Linked DNA regions of Homo sapiens: region 1 is linked to region 2. Evidence: read pairs that join two places in POLR2A ChIA-PET (ENCODE). Cell type or tissue: OCI-LY7. All regions are shown on one strand. Each heading gives the region's core, and the rest is flanking DNA. Links, peaks and the distances in the headings are about the cores only. Region 1 overlaps ATF7-NPFF (ATF7-NPFF readthrough). Region 2 overlaps ATF7-NPFF (ATF7-NPFF readthrough).

Region 1 (8,330 bases), core at 10-8,009, 78 kb before region 2:
TACAGGAGGCATCTCTTCTGGGGTAAATACCCCAAGTTCTTTAAGCTATTTTTTTTTTTTTTTTTGAGACGCAATTTCGCACTTTTGCCCTGGCTGGAGTGCAGAGTCTCGCGCTTTTGCCCTGGCTGGAGTGCAGTGGCACAATCTCAGCTCACTGCAAGCCCCGCCTCCCAGGTTCACGCCATTCTCCTGCCTCAACCTCCCGAGTAGCTGGGACTAGCAGGCGCCCGCCACCATGCCTGACTAATTTTTTGTATTTTTAGTAGAGACGGAGTTTCACCGTGTTAGCCAGGATGGTCTCAATATCCTGACCACGTGATCTGCCCTCCTCGGCCTCTCAAAGTGCTGGGATTACAGGTGTGAGCCACCACGCCCGGCCAGCTATTTCTATTATTATTATTATTATTATTATTTTTGAGATGGAGTCTTGCTGTGTTTCCCAGACTGGAGTGCAGTGGTGCGATCTCAGCTCACTACAACCTCCAACTTCCGGTTTCAAGCGATTCTTGTCCCTTAGCCTCCTGAGTAGCTGGGAGTACAGGTGCCCGCCATCCATGCCTAGCTAATTTTTGTATTTTTAGTAGAGACGGGGTTTCACCATTTTGGCCAGGCTGGTCTTGAACTCTTGACCTCAAGTGATCCGCCTACCTCGGCCTCCCAAAGTGCTGGAATTACAGGCATGAGCCACTGAGCCCAGCCCGTACGATTTCTTAAGTGACATTTTAAATAAAAGATCAGGCTCTTCATCAAGTTAGTTACCTGAGTGGTTTATGGTTCCTCATCTAGGTCTGAACATCTCAGATATAATCTAATAAATACAAACTACGGGGGGAATCACAACTTCTATTTTATTGCACTCTATGCCTCTGTTTTTAAAGCCTAAGATCACATTAGTTTGTGTAGTTGATTTTTTTTTTTTTTTTTTTTTTGAGACAGAGTCTTGCTCTGTCACCCAGGCTGGAATACAGTGGCTCGATCTTGTTTCACTGCAACCTCCGCCTCCCGGGTTCAAGCGATTCTCCTGCCTCAGCCACCAGAGTAGTTGGGATTACAGGCCTGCACCACCACACCCAACTAATTTTTTTTTTTTGTATTTTTAGAAGAGACGGGGTTTCACCATGTTGGCTAGGCTGGTCCCGAACTCCTGACTTTAAGTGATCCACCCACCTTGAACTCCCAAAGTGCTAGGATTACAGGCGTGAGCCACCGCGCCGGCCATGTAGTTGATTTTTTGACAACTTTACATTTATCCCTGTAATTATCATTTTGTTAATTTGGTTTGTTGTTTTAGCTTGATAATGTCATTTCACCTCTTGACCATTTCTCATATGTTTGTATTATTGATAAATTTGATAAACATGATACCTGTGTTTTTGTTTTAGGTCACTGGTAAACATGTATAAGGGTAGAACAATGCTATACAACATGAGTAGACTATCATTATGTTAACATTAACCTGTTAGTCAACTTTTGGATAAAATTCAGTTGTGAATCCCACCTGCCATTTTATATAATCTAACCTTTATTTTCTATGAAATAGCAAGAGGTATCTTGTTGAAATCCAAATGCAGTATATTCTGCCTCTGACATCTCTGAACTCCTAGGCTAGTGACCCTGTCAAAAAAGAAAATGAAGTTGCATATTAGTTGCTGTTTGGGTATCTTATGCTACTGTTTATAGATCACTGCATAACTTGCCAGTGGTTCATAAGTGATCTGTTTAATAATTCATTTAGAATCTTTCTGAGAAATAATATTTCACTAGTCTACGATTTCTGTACTCGACCTCCCTTGCCCCACATTTTAAAAAATTATAATTTTCCCATTTCCAAGACTTCTAGTCCTGTTTTTTTTTCATTTTCAAATAATTATAGAAAATTAACCATATTTCTTCATAGTTGCAGGGATTTTTTGTTGTTATTTTGTTACTGTCTTTTGGTTGTGGTTTTTTTCTTTTTCTTTTTTTTTTTGAGACGAAGTCTCGCTGTGTTCCCCAGGCTAGAGTGCAGTGGCAGGCTTACTGCAACCTCTGCCGCCCAGGTTCAAGCAATTCTCAGGCCTTAGCTTCCCAAGTAGCTGGGATTACAGGCATGTGCCACCACACCTGGCTAATTTTTGTATTTTTTTTTTTTTTTTTTTTTTTGAGACGGAGTCTCGCTCTGTCGCCCAGGCTGGAGTGCAGTGGCGGGATCTCGGCTCACTGCAAGCTCCGCCTCCCGGGTTCACGCCATTCTCCTGCCTCAGCCTCCCAAGTAGCTGGGACTACAGGCGCCCGCCACTACGCCCGGCTAATTTTTTGTATTTTTAGTAGAGACGGGGTTTCACCGTTTTAGCCAGGATGGTCTCGATCTCCTGACCTCGTGATCCGCCCGCCTCGGCCTCCCAAAGTGCTGGGATTACAGGCGTGAGCCACCGCGCCCGGCCTAATTTTTGTATTTTTTTAGTAGATATGGGTTTTCATCATGTTGGCCAGGCTGGTCTTGAACTCCTGACCTCAAGTGATCCACCTACCTCGGCCTCCCAAAGTGCTAGGATTACAGGCGTGAGCCACCGTGCTCGGCCATGGTTTTTTTTTGAGACAGGGTCTTACTCTGTTGCCCAGACTGGAGTACAGTGGCACAATCATGGCTCATACTGCAGCTTCAGTCTCCCAGGCTCAAGCCATCCTCCTACCTCAGCCTCCTGAGTAGCTGAGACTAAAGGCTCATGCCACCATGCCTGGCTAATTTTGTTTATTTTTTGTAGAGGTCTCATCATGTTTCCCAGGCTGGTCTCGAACTGCTGGGCTCAAACAGTCCTCCTGCCTTAGCCTCCCAAAGTGCTGAGATTACACGCATGAGCTACTGTGCCTGGCCAGATTTTTTGACATTAGATGAAATTCTGTTTCGGAAACTTTTTTTTTTTTCTGAGGCAGGGTCTCCCTCTGTCTCCCAGGCTGGAGTGCAATGGCGCCATCTTGGCTCACTGCAGTCTCTGCCTCCTGGGCTCAAGTGATTATCCTGCCTCCGCCTCCTGAGTAGCTAGGACTACAGATGTGCGCCACCGTGCCCATCTAATTTTTGTATTTTTTGTAGAGACAGAGTTTCCCATGTTGCCTAGGCTGGTCTTGAATTCCTAAGTTCAGGTGATCTGCCTGCTTTGGCCTCCCAAAGTGCTGGAATTACAGGCTGGGCCCCCATGCCCAGCTTGTTTTGGAAACTCTTCTTTTTTTTTTCTTTTTTTTTTTTTTTTTGACACGGAGTCTCGCTCTGTCTCCCAGGATGCAGTGCAGTGGTGTAATCTCAGCTCACTGCAACTTCTGCCTCCTGGGTTCAAGGAGTTCTCCCCCTCAGCCTCCCAAGTAGCTGGGACTGCAGGCACATGCCACCACGCCTGGCTAATTTTTGTATTTTTAGTAGAGACGTGGTTTCACCATGTTGCAGGCTGGTCTCAAACTCCTGGCCTCAGTTGATGCGCCCACCTGGGCCTCCCAAAGTGCTGGGCTTACAGTGTGAGCCACCTGCCCTTGGAAACTCTTTTAGGAAAAAAACTTTATTCCCTGGACATTTCAACTTAGAAATGAAAGAATTAAACTACTCTCTGAAAACAATTTTATGTAGTTTCCCTGTAATGTTGACATCTCCAATTTAGACCTAACTTTTCATTTTCTTCTTTTTTTTTTTTTTTGGAGACAGAGTCTTGCTATGTCAGCCAGGCTGGAGTGCAGTGGTGCAGTCTTGGCTCACTGCAACCTCTGCCTCCCAGGTTCAAGCAATTCTCATGCCTCAGCCTCCCAAGTAGCTGGGACTACAGGTGCCCACCACTGCGCCCGGCTAACTTTTTGTGTTTTAGTAGAGATGGGGTTTCACCATGTTGCTCAGGGTGGTCTCGAACGCCTGAGCTCAGGCAATCCACCTACCTCAGCGTCCCAAAGTGCTGGGATTACAGGCAAGAACCATCGCGTCCGACCCTAACTTTTCATTTTCTGTTTGGAATAAAAACCTATACCAACTATAAACACACACACACACACACAATTGCCATTTATAATTGTAGTTTATTGGCAAGGATGGTCTAAGTTTGCCAGGTCTAAGTGTTGTAGGTGAAGGGTGCTACAAATGAGATACAACTTCAGAAGACATCTCTAGGGACTAAAGACTTTACATTGGCAGGCAGCAACTTTTCCTGCTTGTTAATTTTAGACCTGACAGTTGAATTTATGTTTGAGCAATTTTAGCTGATAAATGCATTTTTTAAGTACCTTCCTCTTTTGGCATTTTAATTTTTACTTTCGTTTTTAAAAAATTGCAAATCGTGAATGAATGTGCATATTAAATTAGCATGCTACTAGGCAGGGAAACAATGCATTTTCTTTTGATACCTTCTCATCCATCTGATAGCATTAGTTATGAATTCTCCTGGAAAGCAGAAGGATGGACTCGATAACCCCTCAAGGTTCTTTTCAGGCCAGAACTTTCATAAATAGAAGTTAAGATCAAGGAACTTACTCTTGAAGAATCAGGAAGAAAAATAGACTGTAAAGAAAATAAAATTGAAATGTTTCTGTCGACCCAGTGGGAATGGATAAACACAAGTAAGGAACATAAATGACGAGAAATAATAACTCCTTTGAGCTAAAAACAAAACAAAAATCAACAACAACAAATATTTTGCATTGGAGTCATTTTATATCTTAAAAATATTTTATCATGACATTTTCTCTTCGACATTTCCCTTGTGGACACTTTGTGTTGAAAGAATGTTGGGTTTTGTTCCTGTTAAATCATAGTATTTTGTTTCCTTCCTTTCTCTTGTTTGTCCTTTTGTTTAAAAACTTTTTTTTTTTTTTTGGTCTTCTGTATAATGGACTGACTGCCTGTTTACAATGAGGCAAGATTCAATTCAATTTTGAAAGTATTTGCTATATCACTTCCTCGGAAATGAAGGATGAGTGTTACAATTCAGGAAAGGTTGTATGAAAAGATAAACTTGTATAAAAAGATAAGCTTTTAAAATTTTGTAGGCAAACATTTAACGAAGGTTCCCAACCAAAGCAAAGGTGAGTTAGTATAGTAGTCTTTTTTTTATTATTATTTAAAAAAATTTTTTTTGAGACATAGTCTTGCTCTGTCACCCAGGCTGGAGTGCAGTGGCACAATCTTGGCTCACTGCAGCCTCCGGCTTCTGATTACAAGCAATTCTTCTGCCTCAGCCTCCCGAGTAGCTGGGATTACAGTTGCCTGCCACTATGCTTGGCTAATTTTTGTATTTTTAGTAGAGACGGGGTTTCAACCATGTTGGCCAGGCTGCTCTCGCACCCGTGACCTCAAATGATCCACCCACCTTGACCTCCCCAAGTGCTGGGATTACAGGTGTGAGCCACTGTGCCTGGCCTAGTATAGTAGTTTTAAGAAGGACATAATACATAAGCATTGGTTGGGCACAGTAGTTCACACCTATAATCCTAGCACTTTGGGAGGCTTGGGCCCAGGAGTTCGAGACCAGCCTGGGCAACATGACAAAACCCTGTCTCTATAAAAAATACAAAAATTAGCTGAGTGTGGTGACATGCGTTTGTAGCGCCAGCTACTTGGGAGGCTGAAGCGGGAGGATTGCTTCAGCTCAGGAAGCAGAGTTTGCAGCCAGCCCAGGTTGCAGCACTGCACTCCAGCCTGGGCAACAAAGTGATACCCTGTCTCAAAGAAAGAAATAATACATAAGTTTACAGTAAAACTCATTACAAACCCTTGACTTCAGGTTGTTAGCTTTTTCTCACCTTTTTTTTTTTTTTTTTGGAGACAGAGTCGTTCTCTGTTGCCTAGGCTGGAGTACAGTGGCATGGTCTCGGCTCACTGCAATCTCCGCCTCCCAGGTTCAAGCAGTTCTCCTGCCTCAGCCTCCTGAGTAGCTGGGATTACAGGCACACGCTGCTACACCTGGCTAATTTTTTAGGTATCTTAGTAGAGATGGGGTTTCACTGTGTTGCCCAGGCTGGTCTCGAACTCCTGAGCTCAGGCAATCCACCCGCCTCAGCCTTCCAAAGTGCTGGGATTACAGGAATGAGCCACCGCACCCGGCCACGCCTTTTCTCATCTTTTGGCAATTTTAATCCTCAGTGTTCCCATACATTTGAAACCAGAATGTGCATAAAGTTTCTTTTTTTCTTTTCAATATTGTATCTCTTCTTAATAAATATCATGAAAGTCTATGAAAGTGTAGGTTGGGTGAGTTGGCCCACACATGTAATCCCAACACTTTGGGAGGCTGAGGTGGGCAGATTGCTTGAGCTTGGAGTTCGAGACCAGCCTGAGCAACACAGGGAGACCCCATCTCTACAAAAAATTTTAAAATTAGCTGGGCTTGGTGGTGCACGCCTTTAGTCCTAGCTACTTGGGAGGCCAACGCGGGAGGATTACTTGAGCCTGGGAGGCGGGGGTTTCAGTGAGCTGACATCACGCCACTGCACTCTAGCCTGGGTAACAGAGTGAGACCCTGGCTCAAAAAAACCCAAAAGTAAACTAACGGGAGCCAAGATTTAGCTTAGAAAGTCATTTCATGAGCTTGTGGCATGGACATCTGTGGTCACATGTTTTGCCACAGCCCCACCTTCTCACAAAACCCAGCTTGCTTCCTTTGAGTGGAATTCCTTACTGTTTTCTCCTGATCTGATAGATTGCTTCTTTTTGCTGTAGTAGACGAGGAATGTTTGTGTGCTAAACCGGTCAATTTTTGGGGAGGGCTTAAAATTACCATGCAGTAAGAAAAAAACATTTTGTCAGATTGAAAAATAGGGCACAACCATTCTTTTTGAAATAGGAATATGCCTGACTCATTATTATTATCATTATTTTTAGAGATGGGTCTGGGTTTGTCACCCAGGCTGGAATGCAGTGGCGTGATCATAACTCACTGGCAGCCTTGAACTCCTGAGCTCAAGTGATCCTCCAGTCCTCCTGCCTCAGCCTCCCAAGTAGCTGGGACTACAGACGCACACCCCCTCACTTCCGATCCAGCCAATCTTTAATTATTTTGCAGAGAAAGGATTTTGCTCTCTTGCCCAGGGATCTAAAACTCCTGGGCTCAAGGGATCCTTCTGCCTCAGCTTCCCAAAATGTTGGGATTACTGGTGTGAGCCATCGCATCCAGCCCCTAACTATATTATAAAATCAGGATGATTTGTTGAATGTGACGTAATTACTGTAAATGAATCATGTTGGTACCAAGTTTCTTGCCAGTAATATTTAAGTTTTATCAAACTTGAATAACACCTTGTTGGTTTTATTTAACATCATATTTCTGGTACCAACATGACTCCTGTAGCAGCATTTTCTTTTTTATTTTTCTTTTCTTTTTTTTGAGACAGAGTCTCGCTCTGTCACCCAGGCTGGAGTGCAGTGGCACGAGCTCGGCTCACTGCAAGCTTCGCCTCCCGGGTTCATGCCATTCTTCTGCCTCAGCCTCCCGAGTAGCTGGGACTACAGGCGCCCGCCACCATGCCTGGCCAATTTTTTTGTATTTTTAGTAGAGACGGGGTTTCACCATATTAGCCAGGATGGTCTCAATCTCCTGACCTTGTGATCCGCCCGCCTCGGTCTTCCAAAGTGTTGAGATTACAGGCGTGAGCCACCGCACCCAGCTCTTTTTTTTTTTCTTTTCTTTTGAGATGGCGTCTTGCCGTGTTGCCCAGGCTAGAGTGCAGTGGCATGATTTCTGCTTACCACAACCTCTGCCTCCTGGGTTCAAGTGATTCTCCTGCCTCAGCTTCCTGAGTAGCTGAGATTATAGGCATCTGCCACCATGCCTGGCTAATTTTGTATTTTTAGTAGAGACAGGGTTTCACCATGCTGGCCAAGCTGGTCTTGAACTCCGGACCTCAGGCGATCCGCCTGCCTTGGCCTCCCAAAGTGCTGGGATTACAGGCATGAGCCACCACGCCCAGCCAACACCATTTTCTTTAACTTATTTTTTGAAGTTTTGGTCAATAGTAGTTTGGTAATACTTTACACTTACATGTTTAGGACTGGTGAGAGTGAATTGGCGAGCATTGGAATAACCCCAAATAGATCACTGTTGAAAATATGTGGACAGACTTAGGAAATAAATATTTTTTCCTGAGAACTTCTAAGTGTCTCAGTGATTGTCATTGTGGGATAGTGCAGCTATTTCCTATCCAGAACCAATCTTATACTTTAATATTAAAGCCTGTCAGGTTTTTTGTTCTTTGCAGCCTGTTTAAGATTTTAAATTGGTCCTTTAAATTAAAAGGTAATTTTAAAAGATCAGTGTTTTGGGGTTGATTACTTTTGGCTTATTGTTTTGAGGATCATACTTTATCTGAAAATGGCAGAACAA
Region 2 (8,330 bases), core at 98-8,097:
TAACACAGGAGAGCCTTTAAAAAACCAGAAATGAGCCTGAACAGCAGGGTGCAGGAGAAGTTCGTTTGAACCTCATATCAAAGGTCTGAAAGTCCCTCCTCTGCCATAGCCATGCCCTTAGCTGCCCCCTCCTGTTCCACTTGAGTTATGATTTTGGGTATGCCCTTACTAAAGTACTCTCTAAGCATAAAGGATGATACTACTTCTACTCATCCAGGGATGGAGGGAAAGTGGCTTTATCGTTAGCCAACCAAAGCTGCCAGAGTACCTTTTAAAACTATTTTTGAGAAGTAGTGGTAACTTTTCCAAACACTCTGATTCAGAAGAGGTTTTGTTTAAATTTTTTTATAAAAATTGTGCTGTTTCCATGGAAAATCCCATTGGACTATTTTCAATTGATCAGGCTAGAAGGGGTGTTTTTGGGTTTTTTTGTTTGTTTTTTTGAGACAGAGTCTCACTCTGTCACCCAGGCTGGAGTGCAGTGGCAGTGATCTCGGCTTACTGCAACCTCCACCTCCTGGGTTCAAGAGATTCTCCTGCCTCAGCCTCCTGAGTAGCTGGGACTACAGGCACCTGCCACTATGCCCACCTAATTTTTGTATTTTTTTGTAGAGATGGAGTTTCACCATGTTGGCCAGGCTGGTCTCAAACTTCTGACCTCAAGTGATACACCCATCTCAGCCTCCCAACGTGCTGGGATTACAGGCATGAGCCACTGCGCCCAGCCAAGAAGGGGTGATCTTAACCCCAGGTCTCACTCCTTAAAATATCATTTAAACATTGTTCTGTATTTCTGTCATTCATTCTAGCGGTTTGGGGTATGAGATGAATCCCTGAAGTAGCATGCCAATGAAACCCATCGTAATAGAGTTAGGATCTGTGAACAAGATTCAGGTCTAAAAAAGCAGGATTGGGAGGGAGAATGTAAAATTCAAGTTGCTTAAAAAGTTCCCATGGGTTACCAAGAGCCTTTCTCTTCAGAAGGGCAGAGGCACTGTGTTGAGGAGAGACTCGTGCAGCCCCTGTGGGCATATTTTGGCTGGCAAATCTAAATCCGAATACCCTGGTTTCAGGAACTTGCTCTGGGCCTAGGTCTCTGTGAAATTAGGTCTATTGTTTACAGTTTCCTTTTCCAGCTCATGATCTTGCTGTCTTACTCCTCAGCCCCTAGATTTGCCTGGAATCCTTCAGAAGGTAACAGACCATTATTACCTCAGTGACCACTGAAAGACAAGGCACTATTTCTTACTCGGTAGCTTTAGTCAGCAAACTCAACCATCTGATCCTCAGTTTCTTCTCATCAGATTTTAACATCCATCTGCTTTTTCTGCTCACTTCAGACCTAGCAGGGAGTAAATTTACGAAAGAAAATATTGCTTAACTATACTTGGTTTTCAAATCTAGAGGTTTCACAAAACTGTGTCACCTGTGTGGGTGGTTTGGTTTGGTTGGAGGTAAACGAGGTAAAACTAGCACTGAGAGAAAAGTGGGTACGTGGATAGTCACACAACAAAATACTGTTCGGTCTTCCCCCTGCTGGCTTTGAGGCAACACAACACAGACACCCTCTGGTGGCCTACACCAGCCTTCGCCTACTAGAGCTCCATTAAAGCAAATTTGCCCTAACACAAAGACTCTCTCTCCAAATCAAAAAGTACAAATGCATTCTCTATATACTATTTAATATCAAGTTTTAATTTCAGATCAAAACTAAAACAGTTTCCTTTTCTTTCATGTCTACAGATCAAACGCCTACTCCAACTAGATTCCTGAAGAACTGTGAGGAGGTGGGACTCTTCAATGAACTAGCTAGCTCCTTTGAACATGAATTCAAGAAAGCTGCAGATGAGGATGAGAAAAAGGCAAGAAGCAGGACTGTTGCCAAAAAACTGGTGGTATTCAGACCTAGGCTATTTTTATTGTGCTTTGGGATAATTTTCTTAATTGGTTAAAACACAAAATCATGGGCTTAGTAGAGTAAAACCAGTAAAACCAGATAGTAGTCACTAATCCCAGTCAGCCATTCAGGTCTTTAGGAGTTCCAGATGATGGATCAGCACAAGTCTGTCGTCACCGAAAATTAGTCCTCTTGTTCTTCCAGGGGAGTATTAGTTTAATAATCGGTTTTTTAAAAAATATTTATATTATAAATATGTTGAAGATGTTAAAAGGTGATAAATTACTCAGATTTTGTTGGATAACATATTTGTTGCCAAATTCCACTCTTTTCTGAGCTGATCAGACTTCTCAGCTACACTGTTTTTTTGAATCAGCAAGTCAATAAACATTTATCAAATTTCCACTCTTCTTTGTTTCAATATATGTGGTTTTTGCCTTTAAGTAGCTTTCTACTATTATTCAAAGCATTAAAGATAAAGAAGGATGTTCCTACTGTCTTTCAAAGGAGATCAACCAGGACGGTGAAAGAACTATAAACTATGTCACTTCGGGAACTTTTAAAGAAATCAAGTGGCCAAGCACATTGGCTCATGCTTGTAATCCCAGCACTTTGGGAGGCCAAGGTGGGAGGATTACAGGAGTTCAAGACCAGCCTTGGCAATAGCAGGACCTCCATGTTTACAAAAACAGTTTTAAAGATTGATCAGGCATGGTGGTGCATGCCTGTAGTCCTAGCTACTCGGGAGGCTGAAGCAGGAAGATTGCTTGAACCCAGGAGTTCAAGGCTGCAGTGAGCTATGATTGCACCACTGTGCTCCAGCCTGGGTGACAGAGTGAGACCCTATCTCTCTCTTTTTTTTTTTTTGAGACAAGAGTCTTGCTCTGTTGCCCAGGCTGGAGTGCAGTGGCACGATCTCAGCTCACTGCAAGCTCCGCCTCCCAGGTTCACGCCATTTTCCTGCCTCAGCTTTCCGAGTAGCTGGAACTACAGGCGCCCACCACCACACCTGGCTAATTTTTTTTTTATGTTTAGTAGAGACGGGGTTTCACCGTGTTAGCCAGGATGGTCTCGATCTCCTGACCTCGTGATCTGCTCACCTCGGCCTCCCAAAGGGCTGGGATTACAGGCGTAAACCACCACGCCTGGCCCGGAGACCCTATCTCTTAAAAAAAAAAAAAAAAAAACAGGCCAGGCGCAGTGGCTCACACCCGTAATCCCAGCACTTTGGGAGGCCAAGGCAAGCAGATCACAAGACCAGCCTGACCAACATGGCGAAACCCCATCTCTACTAAAAATACAAAACTTAGCCAGGCGTGGCGGCGCACGCCTGTAATCCCAGCTACTCAGGAGGCTGAGACAGGAGAATCACTTGAACCCGGGAGGCAGAGGTTGCAGTGAGCTGAGATCATGCCACTGCATTCCAGCCTGGGCGACAGAGTGAGACTTTGTCTCAAAAACAAGAAAGAAATTGAGGAAATTTTGGTTGGAAAAGAGATCTAGTGTGAACAAATTGCGATCTTCAAGAGTATTCATTAAAAGAGGGATTACATTTATTCCATGTGGTCTAAAGGGAGAAGTAGGACCACTGGGTGGAAGCTGTCACAAAATATGTTCAATTATATGTAGACCACTTAGTAGAGATATTGTAGAGGGGATTAAAATGCTGGAATCCCTTCTAATCCTGAGGCGCTATGATTCTCTGATTTTAGCCTTTATATAGTTCAGATCCCTAGATAATCCCTTAGTTTGGAAGACGAGAGGAAATACTTGAAGAAGCAGAGTCAAAGGAAGATAGTTCCCATGGAATAAGGGGCTTGGGGGAAAAAGAAAAATGCAAAGATCAAATTTTACTTTAGAATTAGAATTCTAGGTTATTGGTCACTATTTTTAAAATCAAGTCTGTGTTCCTGATTTTCTGGAATCATAAAAGATTCCAACATCTGTATCCCAAAACATATATATAAACACATTAACCTCACAATTGCATGGTATAGTGAAGCATGGGATCCTATCAGAATATAGAATAGCTGGAACCGCTTCTATTTTTCCCTATATTTAAGAAAAAATTTCCATGGGAGCTCTTTCCTTCTAAGAGGGCATACATAGCAGGTAAATCAAGATAGTTATACATGACTTTTCCATCCAGTTTAAGTGGTAAGAAAGCAAGATAGTGTCTTTATCACTGGAGTTATTTCCAAGTTCCATAGATTTCTATGAGTTTCTTTTTATGCTATCTCCCTTAAACTAACAGAAAGAGGGCTGCGCGAGGCCTGGTGGTTCACACCTGTAATCCCAGTGCTTAGGGAGGCCACACAGGAGGATTGCTGGAACTCAGGAGCTCGAGACCAGCCTGAGCAGCATGGTGAGACCTATCTCTACAAAAAATTTAAAAATCAGCTGAGTGTGGTAGCACACGCCTATGATCCTGGCTACTTAGGAGGCTGAGCCTAGGAGGTCAAGGTTGCAGTTAGCCATGATTGAACCACTGCACTCCAGCCTGGGCAGTGGAACAACACCCTGTCTTTATTTATTTTATTTTATTATTATTTATTATTATTATTTTTTTGAGACAGAGTCTCCCTCTGTCACCCTGGCTGGAGTGCAGTAGCGCAATCTCGGCTTACTGCAACCTCCACCTCCCAGGTTCAAGCGATTCTCCTGCCTCAGCCTCCCGAGTACCTGGGATTACAGGTGCATGCCACGACGCCTGGCTAATTTTTTTGTATTTTTAGTAGAGATAGGGTTTTGCCATGTTGCCCAGGCTGGTCTCAAACTCCTGAGCTCAAGCAATCTGTCCACCTCAGCCTCCCAAAGTGCTGGGATTATAGGCGTGAGCCACCGCGCCTGGCCCAGACCCTGTCTTTAAATAAATTAATAAAGCAGGGAAACTCAGTAGCACATATTTGTAGTTCTACTTTTTTTTCTTTTTTTTTTTTTTTGAGACGGAGTCTCACTCTGTCATCCAGGTGGAGTGCAGTGGTGCGATCATGATGGCTCACTGCAACCTCCACCTCCTGAGTTCAAGTGATTATCCTGTCTCAGCCTCCCAAGTAGCTGGGACTACAGGTCCATGCCACCATGCCTGGCTAATTTTTGTATTTTTAGTAGAGACAGGGTTTCACCATGTTGGCCTGGCTGGTCTCGAACTCTTGACCTCATGATCCACCCACCTCAGCTTCCCAAAGTGCTGGGATTACAAGCATGAGCCACTGTGCCTGGCCTCGTATTTTTTTTGAGACAGAGCCTCACTCTGCTGCCCAGGCTAGAGTGCAATGGTGCTTGCAACCTCAAACTCCCAGGCTCAAGTGATCCTCCCGCCTCAGTCCCTGGAGTAACTAGGACTACAGGCACTCACCACCACACCCAGCTAATTTTTGCATTTATTTTTAGAGATGGGGTTTTGCCATGTTGCCCACACTGGTCTTGAACTCCAGGGCTCAAGAGATCCACTAGCCTCAGCTTCCCAAAGTGCTGAGATAACAAGCGTGAGCCACCACACCTGGTCTTGTAGTTCTGCTTTCAAATGGCAGAACTAGCCACAGTCTTTTTGTCATTTTTTTTCATTCATTCATTCATTCATTCATTCATTCATTCATTCATTCATTGACAGGATCTTGCTCTGTCTCCCAGGCTAGAGTGCATTGGTAGAATCTTGGCTCACTGCAGCCTCCACCTCCTGAGCTTAACCAGTTCTCCCACCTCAGCCTCCCAAGTAGCTGGGACTACAGGCGCGTACCACCATGCCTGACTAATTTATTTTCATAGAGACAGGGTCTCACTATGTTGCACAGGCTGGTCTCAAACTCCTGGGCTCAAGCAATCCTCCCACCTCGAATTCCCAAAGTGCTGAGATTACAGGCATGAGCCACCACACCTGTCCAAGAAAGGGTTTTGCTATTTGCACAGGCTGGTCTAGAATTTCGGGCCTCAGGTGATCCTCCCACCTTGGCCTCCCAAAGTGTTGAGATTACAGGCATGAGCCACCACACTTGGCCTATGAGGGATTTTATACCCAATTTATTATAGGCAAATTCAAGAAAATTAGCTTCCCATAAAAAGCTTCAAGTCTTTTTCATTGCCATTTTAGCTCAGTTGACACTTCTGGGAGACTAGTTTATAGTCAGCCCTTTCCTCACTGGGCATTCCTTGGTGTATCCTCCTGCCTGTACAGGAGTGGTCTTTACTTCCCCTTAATGAGAAGTACAGGCTCAGTGGAAGAGTCTCCAGAAGTGTTTAATGAGTGTGGAACTTTGCTGAACCGCAGCTTTGCTAGGAGATGCCCTAGAGGATTTCAAATCTATGGTTGTATTTACTTAGAGGCTTCTCCTTCCCACTAGTCTCTGACTTAAGAGATCTCAGAATTAGCTAAATTGGACCTGACATCTTAGCTATGTAGAAAAAATGAGGCAGAAATGAAGCTACTTTTGCTGTTGCTCACCCTCCTCAGATTGGGGAAAATGAACCACTACTACCTTCTCTAATGTAGTAGATATCACATTATCTTTAATTTACTCAGCTAGCTATCAAGAAGGTTTCTAAGGGTTAGGGTAGCAAGGGAAGATCTTGAAACAAGCAGTTGCTTCACCAAGAAGCCTGGGATACAGGATAGATAGAACAAAGGATCCACTTTGTTATGAAACTGAACTGCAATGCCAACCCTCCTATCCTGGTTCAGTGTCAAGGCCATTATCTCAGATGGTTTATTGTTCCCTGCAAGGCCGTTTACAGCTCCACAGTTCTGTGAGGTGATTGCATCACTGCCAGGAAAGTGCTCTCTTTCCTTTCTGGTTTTCTCCAGTCTTGCTCCTAAGACCAAGTTGTCATTTATTTCACCAATCAGATGATCAGCCTTTCTTTTCTGTTACCCCAAACCCCTTGTCTACCTGATACATCCAGCACCATATTTTGGGGTGAGATCACCATCAAGCATGGTGAGTTCCCCAGAAAATACCTTTCCTATCTGGTTTGCAGTACTTGAATAGCCAGTTTGTCTTTGTTTGCTTTTGGTAATTGGGTAATCCTTGTTGGCAGAGAAAGTGTTCACAGCTCTCCAGTGGCCAGCAGATTCAGGAATTATTTTGATTTCCTGAAAAATATTATCATAATATTTGCATGGATTTAAATGGCATCTTTTTTTTCAGGTCTTTATAAATATTTGTTTACCATTGGTGAAGCAGGTATTATCTTCATCTTATAGTTGGGGAAACAGAAGCCCTGAGAATTACCGACAAAATGATTTGGCCAGAATTGTACATAAAACATAAGGGGCCCATATTTCTTGGCCGGATGCAGTGGCTCATTCCTGTAATCCCAACACTTTGGGAGGCTGAGGCAGGTGAATCACCTGAGGTCGGGAGTTCGAGATCAGCCTGACCAACATGGAGAAACCCCATCTCTATTAAAAATAAAAAATTAGCTGGGCGTGGTGGCACATGCCTATAATCCCAGCTACTTGGGAGGCTGAGGCGGGAGAATCTCTTGAACTTGGGAGGTGGAAGTTGCAGTGAGACGAGATCACACCATTGCACTCTAGCCTGGGCAACAAGATTGAAACTACGCCTCAAAATACAAAACAAATCAAACATAAGGGGCCCACATTTATTTGACATGCAGTTCAGTGCATTGTATAAGAGCAGAACTTCTTAGAAGCATATTCCCTTATCTTGGAAATGGGAAAATATAGATTCAACCTGAAAGGAATCATAGGGTTAAACTCTGTTCATTTTTCTTTCACAACAGGCTGCTGCTGGGCCCCTTGACATGTCTCTGCCTTCCACACCAGACATCAAAATCAAAGAAGAAGAGCCAGTGGAGGTAGACTCATCCCCACCTGATAGCCCTGCCTCTAGTCCCTGTTCCCCACCACTGAAGGAGAAGGTAAATTCTCTACCAAGGATCATCTCAAATGTTAATTGATAAAGTTTTGATTCATTAATTATATAAATAGTATGTCCTAACTACTCAGGAGGCCAAGATGGGAGAATCACTTGAGCCCAGAAATTCAAGACCAGCCTGGGCAACATGGAGAAACCCCATCTCCACTTAAAATACAAAAATTACCTGGGCGTGGTGGAGCATGCCTGTAGTTCCAGCTACTTGAGAGTATGAGGTGGAGGATCACTTAAGCCCTAGAGGTCGAGGCTGCAGTGAGCTGTGATTGCTCCACTGCACCCCAGCCTGGGCAACAGAGTGAGACTGTCTCAAGAAAAAAAAAAGTATGTATTATAGGAGGACCGATTGTATTTAAAGGAATATTTAGAAGATTTATATAAATTATACCTATTCTCCTTCCCAGCAATTTCACTTATAAGTCTATATGGAAGAGAAATTAGTGCATATGTCTACCAAAAGAAGTATGTTAGAATGTTCATAGCAATTGTATTCTTTTGTTGTTGTTGTTGTTGTTGAGACAGTCTCACTCTGTCACCCA

What was found. ChIA-PET counts read pairs that join two places held together with the same protein. Peaks named below come from ENCODE experiments on the same cell type or tissue, not always from the same donor. Only the 100,000 strongest peaks of a DNase experiment are listed, where the experiment ranks them.
Region 1: POLR2A ChIA-PET joins it to region 2 with 19 read pairs; 12 of 35 experiments call an interaction of 5 or more read pairs at or near these places.

Annotation. Positions count from the first base shown.
Region 1 is chr12:53,614,388-53,622,717 of GRCh38, reverse strand. The region is part of intron 1 of ATF7-NPFF (ATF7-NPFF readthrough); the gene reads left to right. The region is part of intron 1 of ATF7 (activating transcription factor 7); the gene reads left to right. Among named protein-coding and RNA genes, the nearest start is that of ATF7, 7.8 kb to the left of the region's middle. In OCI-LY7, for the core only: a CTCF peak has its summit at 2,950; DNase peaks (open chromatin) are centred at 3,377 and 4,197; H3K4me3 peaks cover 2,144 bases; H3K27ac peaks cover 3,634 bases.
Region 2 is chr12:53,536,862-53,545,191 of GRCh38, reverse strand. It overlaps ATF7-NPFF (ATF7-NPFF readthrough), which reads left to right. Exons shown (of 15, transcript NR_159377.1): 4 at 1,744-1,862; 5 at 7,640-7,777. It overlaps ATF7 (activating transcription factor 7), which reads left to right. Exons shown (of 12, transcript NM_006856.3): 4 at 1,744-1,862; 5 at 7,640-7,777. LOC124902937 (a long non-coding RNA gene) reads right to left here. Exons shown (of 3, transcript XR_007063316.1): 2 at 6,852-6,986. Among named protein-coding and RNA genes, the nearest start is that of ATF7-AS1, 27 kb to the right of the region's middle. In OCI-LY7, for the core only: CTCF peaks have their summits at 137 (motif pointing left), 1,361 and 1,563 (motif pointing left); DNase peaks (open chromatin) are centred at 121 and 1,551.